2 separate regions of the Mus musculus genome follow, and region 2 is linked to region 1. Evidence: chromatin loops called from intact Hi-C (ENCODE). Cell type or tissue: left cerebral cortex. All regions are shown on one strand. Links, peaks and the distances in the headings refer to the core of each region. The heading gives the core; the rest is flanking DNA.

What was found. Hi-C counts contacts between places; a loop is a spot of excess contacts. Peaks named below come from ENCODE experiments on the same cell type or tissue, not always from the same donor. Only the 100,000 strongest peaks of a DNase experiment are listed, where the experiment ranks them.
Region 2: a loop joins it to region 1, with 2.3 times the contacts of the local background. A loop is called at or near these places in 2 of 42 quality-filtered maps.

What each region holds. Positions count from the first base shown.
Region 1 is chr4:116,553,997-116,561,866 of GRCm38, forward strand. It overlaps Gpbp1l1 (GC-rich promoter binding protein 1-like 1), which reads left to right and starts at 3,662. Exons shown (of 12, transcript NM_029868.3): 1 at 3,662-3,832. Tmem69 (transmembrane protein 69) reads right to left here and starts at 1,947. Exons shown (of 3, transcript NM_177670.4): 1 at 1,877-1,947; 2 at 772-907. The coding sequence starts at 813. In left cerebral cortex, for the core only: a CTCF peak has its summit at 3,702 (motif pointing left); DNase peaks (open chromatin) are centred at 2,755, 3,103, 3,606 and 3,981; H3K4me3 peaks cover 2,500 bases; H3K27ac peaks cover 1,830 bases.
Region 2 is chr4:116,329,916-116,334,712 of GRCm38, forward strand. Mast2 (microtubule associated serine/threonine kinase 2) reads right to left here. Exons shown (of 30, transcript NM_001369061.1): 7 at 3,498-3,518; 8 at 476-554. Among named protein-coding and RNA genes, the nearest start is that of Pik3r3, 110 kb to the left of the region's middle. In left cerebral cortex, for the core only: no CTCF peak of the experiment used is centred there; a DNase peak (open chromatin) is centred at 1,375.

The sequences.
Region 1 (7,870 bases), core at 2,596-5,095:
CAGATATACATGTAGGCAAAACACCCATACACATTTTTAAAAAAAAGCTCTTTAAAAAATATCACTTTGAAATTAAAAGGAGCACTACTTACCAGTCATGGTGAGCCCCGAGAAGCATGCAGGGACTGAGCTCCTGCTGGTCTTTACTCCTTTTGTCTTCAGTAAGAATGCTTTTCCTTCAGCTGCCTACATGGCCATTCTTCTTTTCTAACCTCCTATTTATGTTATATAATCCTGTCTATTATTTTCTGGTAGGATTTATTCTTATTTTCATGTGTGTGGGTACCCTCAGTGGAAGCTTCAAGTCCTTTAATGATGAATTAGCAGTGGTTGTGAGCCACCCAACATGGGTGCTGGGGTCAAACTAGAGCCCTGGTCCTCTCTATTTTTTTATTTTATTTATTTATTTATTGGTTTTTCGAGACAGGGTTTCTCTGTAGCTTATTTATTGGTTTTTCGAGACAGGGTTTCTCTGTGTAGCTCTGGCTCTCCTGGAACTCACTTTGTAGACCAGGCTGGCCTCGAACTCAGAAATCCGCCTGCCTCCCGAATGCTGGGGTTAAAGGCATGTGCCACCATGCCCGGCTTCTCTCTATTCTTGATATTCCCTATTCTCTTTCCCTGATGTATAGTACTCCATAGCAGTTATTATTTGACATAGTAAATATTTTACTTATTTATAATTTGCCCATTGTTTTCCTTCCTCACTTGAATACATATTTCTATATCTGCCATAGCCAAACAGTTATTGACAAATAGTGCTCAACTAACCTTTGAAGATGCTCCAGAAACTTTCTGGATGAAGTGTAGCATTCTGGTTTCTGCTCAGGGTTTTGTCCAGGGAAAATGCAATTCCGATTCATATATTTTTATAGTTGAGGGGGATGGCTGAATTTGAAGCAACGCCCTATACATAAAACAAGATATCGCTTAATTGTATACATTTTATACATTTATAAGAAGTCGTTGCTGGGCAGTGGTAGTGCACGCCTTTAATCCCAGCACTTAGCATTGGGAGGCAGAGGCAGGCGGATCTCTGAGTTCAAGGCCAGCCTGGTCTACAGAGTGAGTTCCAGGACAGCCAGGGTTATACAGAGAAACCCTGTCTCAAAAAAAACCCAAAACAACAACAACAACAACAAAAAGTCAAGAAAATCTCTTCGATGAAACATAATTTATTTTGATTTATTTATGTATTTATTTGCCAAAGTGTCACATATTAAGGAAATACGTTTTGTGCTGTTTTTGTTTTCTGAAGAATAATTTTAGTTTTGGCTGTTTGGTTTAATAAAAAGAGCAATGTGAAACTGAACATTTGGATTTAGCAAACATCTCTACCACTTCTTAGGCACCAGTGCCTCATCTTTAAAACTGACAGTTATACCTTTTGTTCCCAATAATCATATATTCTCTTTAGTTATTGTGTACTCGGGGCTGTGGAATTTTTACACTATAAATGAGAGCAGCCACAAATATCGCTTTGTTGTGAATCAAGCAATGTAATTAAATGTTTTCCATATATTCTCCACCTTTTGGAATTCAGTAACCAGTGGAGCACGTGTTTTCTAATTTTGGAGGATTATAATCAGGCTGAAGCCCTGAGACAGAAGCTGATGTGGAGATTAAAAAACTAAAAGCCGTGGCCAACTCGCTCATTCCACGAAAAAAAAAAATGACCAAATGTTTTCATTTCGCCAACGCAACTACCACAAACTGGAAGCTCCTAGCTGACATTTTAGCGACACGAGCGGAATTTAGACACAAAAGGTCCTTAAGACGCGTGGGGTAACTATACATCTATATACCAATACCAATCCTTAGTGACCCCACCACCACCTCCTTCCCAAAGTGTACCCTTGACAACCCTGAAACGTACTTGCCACCATCACACGGCGCAAAAGTTGAACAAATTCAACCAGAAACACCGAAACAACACTTCCGGCAACTGGAATCACACAGCCCCCCCACTTCCTGAGTGCAGGAAAATGGGTCCGGATGGGAATTAACGGTAGCAAGTTCCGACTCTTCTCTTTCCGTTTTTGAATGCTTCCCTCCCTCAGTTATTTTACATTATTTTTAATGTGGATGTTCATGCATGTGCCCACTCAGGCGAGAGGCTTGGATTCCCCACAGTATAGGTGCTGGGAGCTGATCTGAGGTTCTCTGTAAGAGCAGTAAGTGCCTTTAACCACAGAGCTGAGGGCTAGTCTAAAATATTCTAATTGAAGTCAGCTTTCAGATACCTTACAAGTCTCTGTTATGGGATCTCTAACCAGTTTAACACACACACACACATATTCAGGAAGTAGAGTACAATTTCTGAAATAACCCCCAGTAACAGTAGTGGAAGAAGCTAGGAGGAGACTTGGAGTTGGCTGATTTGGCCTACGGAATTATTTTATTTTTTTAAAGGCAGGATTGCCTGGAACGCTTAACTTGCAAAACAACGTTGTTGAGTCGACTGGACACATCTTCCTCCGCATTTGAGTCCTTTATTACTACCACTGGGCGAGAAAGAGGTGTTGATTTTGTTTTTACCTTATTCTCTATTACCTAGAAATTACATTGAGGAATACAGAAGACTGGGGCCCAACATTCAGAATTCTATGAATCAAAGTGTGGCGTTAGGGGCATTGAGCTTGAAGGTCATCCAGGAAGTAACATTGTTGAATTTATCCTCTGTGTGATTTATTCTAAGTCTCCTCTCCCACCCCCAACCTGCCATCTGTCGACCAAAAGGAACAGCTACCAAGTACTTCGAGCGTTCTTGGCTCCTTGTGTAAAAAGCTGAAGACAAAAAGGAGAGTTCATTTACGTAGGGACTCCTTTTTGACTACTTCCTCCATTCTAAGCAGTAAAACTAACTTCCTGAAACATTCGTTTTTAGTGAGACGCTGTCCGCCAGTTTTATTACCTTCTCTGGCAAGGTTGTACGGTCCCTTCCTGTCGTGCAATAGCCAAGAGAGTGCTTATAGACTCTTTTGGGGGTTTATTAGCAAAGACTGGGCTGGAGCAGATTTCAACCCTCCATTCTGGCGGCTCCGTGACGCCTGCAATGCCCATGAACTACAACTCCCGGCAGGTAGTGCGCCCACACCGCCGCGCATGCTCTAGTCCGGAGGGGCGGGAGTATGTGTGTGTCTATGGCTTGCCTAGGACTGTAGTTTCCACGGCGCGCGCCTGTGAATGGAGGGGCAAAGGTGTACAGGGCTCGGAAAACACACTCTTCCGCTACTTGTTTGACAATTCTAGTAGTTGGCGAAGCATCTGGTTCACAATCGAGGTGTGAGAAGGTGAAGAAAGAATGGGTGGGGGAAGAACTGGTACAAATATATCCTCCCATATTCACGTGCTCCCAGGCCGGAGGACCCGGCTGGGAGCTTTAAAGGGGCGTGCTGAATTCGGCTGGTCCTCGCCCCAAGAGCGGCACAAGGAGAGGCGAAGGCTTTGCGGAAGGGAGAGTGGACCGACCGGCGTCGCGCCGAAGGGCGCCGGGGGCGGGGCGGGAAGTAACCGCTGCAGGAGCAGCCCAACGTTTCCAGAGCGAGCCGCGGGCGCCCGGGCGGGGTCACGAAAGCTGGAGCTCACGCCTGCGCGTGCGCCGGTGCTAGTGGGCGTGAAGGAGGCGGGCCGAAGCGGCAGAGGGAGGGCCCAGCCGGCCGTCGCTCCTCCTCCACCCGCTCTGCCCCCTCCTGGGCCTTGTGGGCCGGGCAGCCATTTTGGGAAGAGCTTTGTTATGGTTGTGGGCTAGTCACCTCTGCTGGTCGGAGAAGCTGAGGACGCGTCCTCAGACGCCGCGAGTCGTCCTTGACCGTAGCCCCGCCGCTGCCGGGTGAGTATGGGTCCTGGACACCGAGCAGAAGGAGACCTGGAGTGGTCCCGGCACGGGCTCCGCCGGCACCTAACTGGCCGTCTAGGAAAACTAGTTAGAAGAAGGTCTTGCACAGGTGGTTGGGTGTGGGTCCGCCGGGGTGGACGAGGGACCTGGGAGTCGCCGAGTTGGAACGTCCCCCTCCCCCCCGCCAACGGGAGGAGTCTTGCACACTAGCGTCGCCGCGGCGGTTCCAGAGCTCTCCGACTTCAACTTCAGTTCCCGGTCGGAAACGCTCACCTGCGGCTCCGGCTCCTCTCCAGGAGTTCCGGCTTGATAGTGGTTGAGTGATTTGGTTTACTTGGGTTTTATTATCATTATTATCATTACTATTATTATTATTATTATTTTACCTTTCTTTAAAATAAGAGCCGAAGGCTTCTGTTTTCCAGTTAAGAGAAACTTAACGAGGAAAAAGTCGTGTAAGTCAAATGTGGACTATCTGGGCGAAAGGGAACTTCCACGCCCGGAGTCGCGGTTCTCTGGGGTAGGGAGACCTTTTCAACTTCAGATTGTCTTACTGGTTATCTACCAAACTCCGTCCCATTGGAGTGGAAGTTTGATTAGTTGAAGTGGCTTAACTAGTCGTTTTTATTCCATGCTAAATCTTCCCAACCCATAAAATTCAAAAGATACTGAATCTAAAATGGCTGTAGCCTGAGGAAGAACCCTGTTTAAATGCTTAAATATAATAACATTTCAGTCGTTTTTTCCCCTATGGGACGTTTTCTCTTAGGAGTTTTTGACAATTGGTACCTTTGAAGAGGGTAGGTGTAAGCGAAGGTGAGGCTCAGGAAGTTTACTGCAAAAGTTTACATAAGAATGGGTGCGGTTTTTTGTTTTTGGTAGTTGTGAATAGTTCTGAAATTGTGCTGTGGTATCAGTTTTGTCTGCCACTTTTGTACTCTGAGGTTGGCATGTATAATGTGTTGAATAGTTTAACTTTGATAACTCTTACCCGGAAAACCAGAAGTTAGTGGTGGTTCATGGTTTTTGTTTAGTAATAAAGCCACTTTTTTTGTAAATCTCATCAAAAACTAAAGAGTATTAGACGCCAGTAGACAGATTTGTAGTTTGTTGGTGGTCGAATGTTTTTTGTTTTCAAAATGGGTTTGTCAGTGTAGCCCTGCCTATTCTAGAACTCACTCTGCAGTCCTTGCTGGGCTTGAACTCAGACCCTGAGTCCTGGGATTAGAGCGCTTTTATCACTTCTGCTCCACTCATGAGGTCTCATGTTTTTTATGGTAGTTTTCACCTCAGAACCCAAGAAATTTGGGCATTTACAAAATAAAGAAACAATTTTGCAAGTGAAAATATATTCTGAAGTGTAATGCTAGGTCCTTCTCTCCCACTTTTTTTTTTTAACTAAAGGCAAGCTTCGCTTACAAAACAAAACAAAACAAAAAGACCCTGCCAGAAGTGCAAAAAAACAATAGCAAATTTTAATTTTTGGAAAGGTGTGATTGAGTGAAATTTCTGTCTATTTAAAAGATAAGATAGAGTGCAAATTGTGGATCTTTGACGATCCATTCCCAGGATAAACTGCCACCTTTCATAGAGTTGGTTTCAATTACATTTATATATTCATTTAGACGGTAAAATTTTTGTTCTAGGAATTTTTTTCTTATGTATATGGGTAGTGTGCCTGTATGTATTCCTGTGTAAACGTACATATAGGTCCCATTGAGGTCAGAAGATAATGGATCCCCTGGAACTGGGGTTAAAGACAGTTGTGAGGTGGTGTCATGTGAGTGTTGGGAGTCAAACCTGGGTACTCTGGAAGAGCAACAAGTGCTCTTAACTGCTAAACCATCTCTTCAAAAGCCCAGGAAATATTTATTTACTTATTTATTTTGTTGGTCTTGGAAGAAAATCATTTAAAGTTCTTTTTGAAAATTAGAATTGCTTTCTGTCTTGACATTATTTTACAGTACTAAATTCACCTTTTTTACCTTTCTTCTGAGTGTTCTAAAATGGCTTGCATTTATTTGTTAGTCTAACCTTTCAGTTTATTGTGGACAGTGTGCTTTAAGAATTCGTGAAGTTGGGAGACGGAATGGGAAGCCTTTATTTTGAAGTAACAGAATTCTTTTTTGTTTGTTTGTTGTTGGTTTTTTTTTTTTTTTTTGGAGTTTTTTTGGAGTTTTTTTCTGTGTAGCCTTGGCTGACCTGGAGCTCACTCTATAGATCAGGCTGGCCTGGAACTGGGTTCCATCTGCCTTCAAATGCTAGAATTATCTAAAGGAGTATACCACCCTGTCAGGCTTTTTTTTTTTTTTTCTTCCTCCAACCATTTTAATAATTTGTACATGATAAGAAATCTGTGAGTGTACTTGTGTGTGTTTCTGTATACATAGAGACACACAAATTTGTTGAGACAGAGTACTACTATGTAGGACAGTGGTTCTCAGCCTTCTAATGCTGAGCCCCTTTTAATATAATTTCCCATGTTGTGGTGAGGAATTCCCACCATAAAATTATTTTGTTTCTACTTCATAACTTTAGTTTTTCTGCTTTTAGGGATTATAATGTAAACATCTGTTATGTGACCCCCTTAAGCCCACAGGTTAAGAGCCACTGGTGTAGATTCATGCTGATCCAGAACTCACAGAGATCTACCTGCTTCTTCTGCCTGTCCTATGCTGAAATTAAAGGCATTCTCCGCTGTATCTGGCTACTTTTTATTTTCAGTGTAGGCGATTAAACCCAGTCTAGTGTATGCTACAAAACATACTGTCACTAAACTATATACCACCAGCCTATAATTTATTTTCTAAAGTATGAATTAATTCTGTTATTAACATGCATGAATATTTTGCCGGTGTGTATGAGTGTCACGTTTGTCTGGCACCCTCGGAGGTCTGTGTTGGGCCTTGGATCCCTGGGACTGGAGTTACAGACAATTGTTAGCTTGGGTTCTTGGAATTAAACTCTGGTTCTCTGAAAGAGCAATTGGTCTTAACCACTGATCCAGATCTCCAGCCCATATGATTGATTTATGGTTTCTCAAGCTAGCCCTGACTGTCCTCAAACTTTGTAAACTGCTGGCATGAACTCAGAGATCTACCTGCCTCTGCTTCCCGGTTGCTGGGATCAAAGGTGTCTACTGCCACTGCCCCATTCTTTCTCTCTCTCTCTCTCTCTCTCTCTCTCTCTCTCTCTCTCTCTCTCTCTCTCTGTGTGTGTGTGTGTGTGTGTGTGTGTGTGTGTGTAAGTAAGTAAGTACACTGTTGCTCTCTTCAAACACACCAGAAAAGGGCATTGGATCCCATTACGTATGGTTGCTGGAAATTGAACTCAAGATTTCTTAAAGAGCAGTCGGTGCTCTTAACTGCTGAACCATCTCTCCAGCCCTATAATAGAGGTTTTTAAAAATACTCATTTAAACAGTTCTCAATCTTCTTTCAGAAGACAGCAAATCTTAATCTTATAGTTTAAGACTAATGTGCCAGAAAAGACTGTAAACTATATCAGCTTTTCTTTTTTCAGTCCTGCTCACAGAAGGCAGACTATGAGACTATAAATATTTATTAATAAATGCCTAGGCCATAAGCTTTGGCTCATTTCCTTTCTAGCTTGTAACTTATTTAACCATTTAAACTATTCTGTCTCCCATGTGGTTAGTTACCTCTCTTTCAGTCTCAGCCTTCTTCCCTCAGAGTCTCTCCAAGTTCATCTAACCTTCTGGTTATGCTGGTCTCCTCTGTTTTTCCAGTCTTTTATCTCATTATTTCCCAGAATCTTCTCTTCTTACAACATCCCACCTCCTGTTTCCTGCCTCAGCTTATTGGCCATCAGCTTTTTTATTGACAGGTGATGTTTATAAGAGATTCTCCATTTGTCCAAACTGCTTTTCCCCCCTTCTACCCTGGAGACTAGCTATGTCTACCCTGGAACTCACTGTGTAGACCAGGCTGGCCTCAAATTCAGAAGTTTGCTTGCTGCTGCCTCCCAGGGGCTGGGGGTCAAAGCTGTGTGTCCCATGTCTGGCTCAAAGTA
Region 2 (4,797 bases), core at 1-2,500, 230 kb before region 1:
ATCCTGTCTTCCTGTCTTATCCTCAAGAAAACTCATTGAGTTTGGAAGAAATTGCAGGACTGGATGGAGAACAATTATCTGTAAGAAAATACTTCCAAAATGAAGAAAATATGGTGTCTTAGTTGGGGTTTCTAGTGCTGTGAAGAGATACCATGACCAGGACAACTCTGATAAAGGAAAGCATTCAACTGGGACTGGCTTACAGTTCAAAGTTCAGTTCATTATCATCCTGGTAGGAAGCAGGGCAGTGTGCAGTTACACATGGTACTGGAGAAGGAGCTTAGAGTTGTACAGTTTGATCCTCAGGCAGCAGAAGGAAGACTAAGCCACTAGACCCAGCTTGAGCTACTGAGACCACAAAGCCTACCCCCTAGTGACACACTTCCTCTAGCACCTACTCCAACCAGGCCAAACCTCCTACTAGTGCCACTCCCTATTCAAACCACCACATAATGTTACACCTCTGGCTACTTACAGAGACTGTAGAGCTAGGAGTGTTGGTTCCATAGCCTGAAGAAGGCAACGAGGCCAAAGACCAGCGCCGTCCATCAGTCCTACAAGTAAAGAGAGAGAGAGAGAGAGGAGAGAGAGGAGAGAGAGGAGAGAGAGGAGAGAGGAGAGCAGAGAGGAGAGAGGAGAGAGAGAGAGAATATAATGAAATTCCTAGAGTCACACTCTGAGCTTCAGGGCCTGCCTGCTTGTGTCCATTAATACTTTTAGGCAGTTAATTCATTGTCTCATAACACAAGATATTGTCTGTCTAGCATGAGTTCTCACACTCTCTACTGTGTGGTTTTAATTTCAGAGCTAGCTACCAACACAAGAGTCTATGATCTTGAATAAGAGCAATAGTTATGGATAAGTCAGATGGCTCAGTAGGTAAAGGTGCTTGCCACCAAACCAAATTTGAACCCAGTACCCATATACTGGAAAAAGATCCTATAAGTGGCCCTCTGACCATTATGGTTAAATGTACACACACACACACACACACACACACACACACACACACACACACACGTCGATATGTGTGAAGACACCTATGTGACACAGCATGCATGTGGGAGTAAGGGAAATGTGCAGGAATAGGGTCTCTCTTCCTATCATGTAAGACTCAAGGATTAAACAAACTTAGGGCATTGGTGTGGCCATAAGCACCTGTGCCTGCTGAACCGTCTTGATAGCCCATAAAAAGTTCTTTTTTTTTCCTCTCTTGAAAGCTGGGCATGGTGGTACACAACTATAATGCCAGAACTTTTTGGAGGCAGAGGTAGGAAGATTTCTGTGAGCAGAAGGCGGCCGCGTCTACAAAGTAAGTTCCATGCCAACCTAGGCTATAAAGTGAGTCCTGTTTCAACCACCACAACAATTTTAAACGGAACATATGTTACATGGTTGGTGAGATGACTCATCAGGTAAACGTGATTGTCACCAAGCTTGATGACCTGAGTCTGATTCCAGGGACTCATGATAGGAGAGAGCTAACTCTCTGGAGCCTACTTTGTGAATTTTTATTTCAGAGGTAGCTACCTATCTCTGAAACAGAGAACAGGTCTATGGACTCCATTTATGTTCTGTGACATGGATGTGTACATACACATACACCTGATAAATGTAAACAACATAAAAAGAGGACTTTATGCCACACCCCATCACCCAGACAAATAATTACAAGTCCATGTTATAAGTGCTTCAGCTCAAAAGCCCGCTTAACCTTTCCCCAAGACGGCAAAGCAGACAGCCGTGCTTCTCTGTGGAGAGCTTCAGGGGAATTCTTTTGAAAACAGCAGAAAGTCTTCTCCAAAGTCAAACCAGACAAGTTAGCTCATTATTCTTCTACAAGGTTATTGCTGTTCTTTGACAAATATTCTTGAAGCCAACTTATGTGTCCTAGTAAATCCCAAGGAGCCTGTTATTATTTGCTATTGACTGATATTCATTTCAGACTCAAACAGTGTCTACTTCTTTCTGTCAATCCACTGGCCTAGGGAAGATCTTCTATAAAGGATGTACATATGGATATCAAAAAATGTCTTGTGGGACTTAGTTCTCTCCTTCTATCACATGGGTTCTGGAGATTGAACTCCTGTTGTCAGGTTTGGCAGCAAGTTACCATAACCTTCTGAGCCATTTTGCTGGTCCTCAAGAATTCTTTCTTTGAAGCTTGGAGGCATATCCTTCTCAAGGTGAATTTACCCTAGGAGTGCAGTAGATAGGAGTGCCCATGAAGGCCAGAAGCGGGCTTCCGCTGCCCTGGGACTGGAATCACTGATACTGAGAGAAGTCATATGGGTGCTGGGAACTGAATCCTGTCTTTCTAGAAGGGCAGCCAGTGCTATTGACCACTAGGCCATAGCTCTAGCCCTGACTTACAGAATTTCAAAACATCAACAATGTAGAATTTACAAGTTAATTTCCAATTATAGTTTGCATAATTTGTCTATTTGTTCAAGGTCTTAGTAATATCAGGGAATAGATTAAAAAAAAAAAAGAACGGGAAGAAATCTTGGTAGAACTCTTCCTTTTCAAGTATTCCTCCCCACTCTTACCAATATTATCTCGTTTTTCTACCATGATTTGTAAATGGGAGAGCTGGAGATTCATGCCACATGCAACTTCATGCTACTCAGACAGCCAGCTCACGTAAATTAGAATCTGCTGAAACTCAGTCTCTGAGGCAAAACACTGTCCAGTAGGGTGCTAAAACATGATGTTCTTTCTTACCTTTCCGATGGGTCCTGGGTGATCTACAAGAAAGCCACTCAAGTCCAAGAAAAAAGCTGGGCACAGATTAGTCAAGAATAACTCAGGGATGGATTTCCTATGACCTTCTCAAAATTTTTTTTTCATGGGTGATTTTCAGTCTTTAGATCAGTGATCCTCAACCTGTGGGGCTGTGACCCCTTTCAGGGATGAATGACCTCTCACAGGAGGCTCACTTAAGACCACTGGAAAGCACTGATATTTACATTATGACTCATAACAGCAGCAAAATTACAGTTAGAAAGAAGCAATGATAATAATTTTACGGCTGGACGTTACCACAGTCTGAGGAACTATATTAAAGGGTCACAGCGTTAGAGTTGAGAACCACTGATTTAGATGACAAAAGGAACCTCTCATAAGACAGCTACTTCTCAGTATACACTGAAGGGCAGGGACCAAAGTCAGTATGAAATGCAATCACTCGATGTCTGTTTCCTCTGTTCACCTCGCTGGGAATATGTGAGTCGAAGGGTGACTTGTCACTAGGCTTGAAAGCTTGCAAATTATTTAGCAAATACTGCCTCCAACACATGAACTCTGAGCCTCAGTTCCAACAGGGAGTACTGAGATCCCATATGCCCTCTTTCCTAGAAAGGCTCAATTTTCAAAACCACATTCAAAAAAGAAGTCATCACAACCAGTTCTCCCATCAAACACAGAGATCACATGCTATTCTGACTGACCATGCAAAGTAGTAGCCCAGCCCATCTCCCCATCACGCCCGTTATTACCTGTCTGTTCTGTGGCCATGGCTGCAGCGAAAAGACACACGTCATGAGAATCAAAGTGAACCAGTGTGAGCACTTCCACCCCAGGACTGTGTATAGCTTGCCAGAGACAAGCCTTTTGTTCAAGAACATGTGGCAGTTTGAAGTGGAACTGTATGGCACGTGGTATATCCTCACCATTCAACTATATCTGTCTTTTCTGTGATATGATACAAATCTGATCCTGAAGGGATCCTTACTCTACACACCTGGCTATCTTTCCTATATGTTCTGCAGGATAGCCTGGGGAATCACATTTCACAATGACAACTCAAATGTCACAGTCATGCTCAGACATGATTGGGTCACATTGTTTAATACCAAGCTTCAAAGCCCTTTGGCTATCCCTATTTCAAGTATAAATGAAACAGTTACAAGGGCATCAACAATACCTGCCATTCCATCTGCTTAGAATAGTCTCTATGTTTTCATCCACGGGTTCAGTGCAATAGCTACTTCTTAGCCTTCACAGGCGCCTTATATATCCACACAGTGGGAAGCCTGTTTCTATTCTTTTTTTTTTTTTTTTGGTTTTTCTAGACAGGGTTTCTCTGTATAGCCCTGGCTGTCCTGGAACTCACTTTTAGATGAGGCTGGCCTCGAACTCAGAAATCCGCCTGCCTCTGCCTCCCAAGTGCTGGGATTAAAGGCGTGGGCCACCACGCCTGGCCTGTTTCTGTTCTTTTCATTCATTTAATATTATTATGTTCCTTCCCTTTAAGATATTTATTAGTTTATAATTTTGTCTTCCTGGCCCCCTTTTTCAGAGTTAAGGATGGAACCAGGTCCTTCACTGAGCTAAACTTACAGCCTCCAGTTTATAAATATGTATTTCTTTGCATCTTCATTTACTGTCTTACTCAAACCACTCACTGGACTAATAAGCACTAAGGGCTTATTATTTACCAGGCTGCTGGTCTCAACACATTTAAGGTATCTTTAATTAAAACATGATTTGATTCTAGTTCAGGCAAGACAGAAAACATGAAAGCAAAATATTATGCCCTGGAAAGTACTACAGAGGTAATGAAATGCCTGCTTTAAAGAATGTTCAGACTGTGTGGTTAGAAAAGGTCTAAGGAAAGAAAATATCTAATAAAAATATTTTAAAAATAATATTTTGCTTCAATAAAAAAAAGAAAAAGTCTACGGAGATAGCATTTCATATGAGATGTGAGAAGAACGAGTCCACTAAGTTAAGGTCTAAACTACAATTTCCTTATTCCAGGACAAGTGCATAAGACTTTAGTAAGGGGGGGGCTGG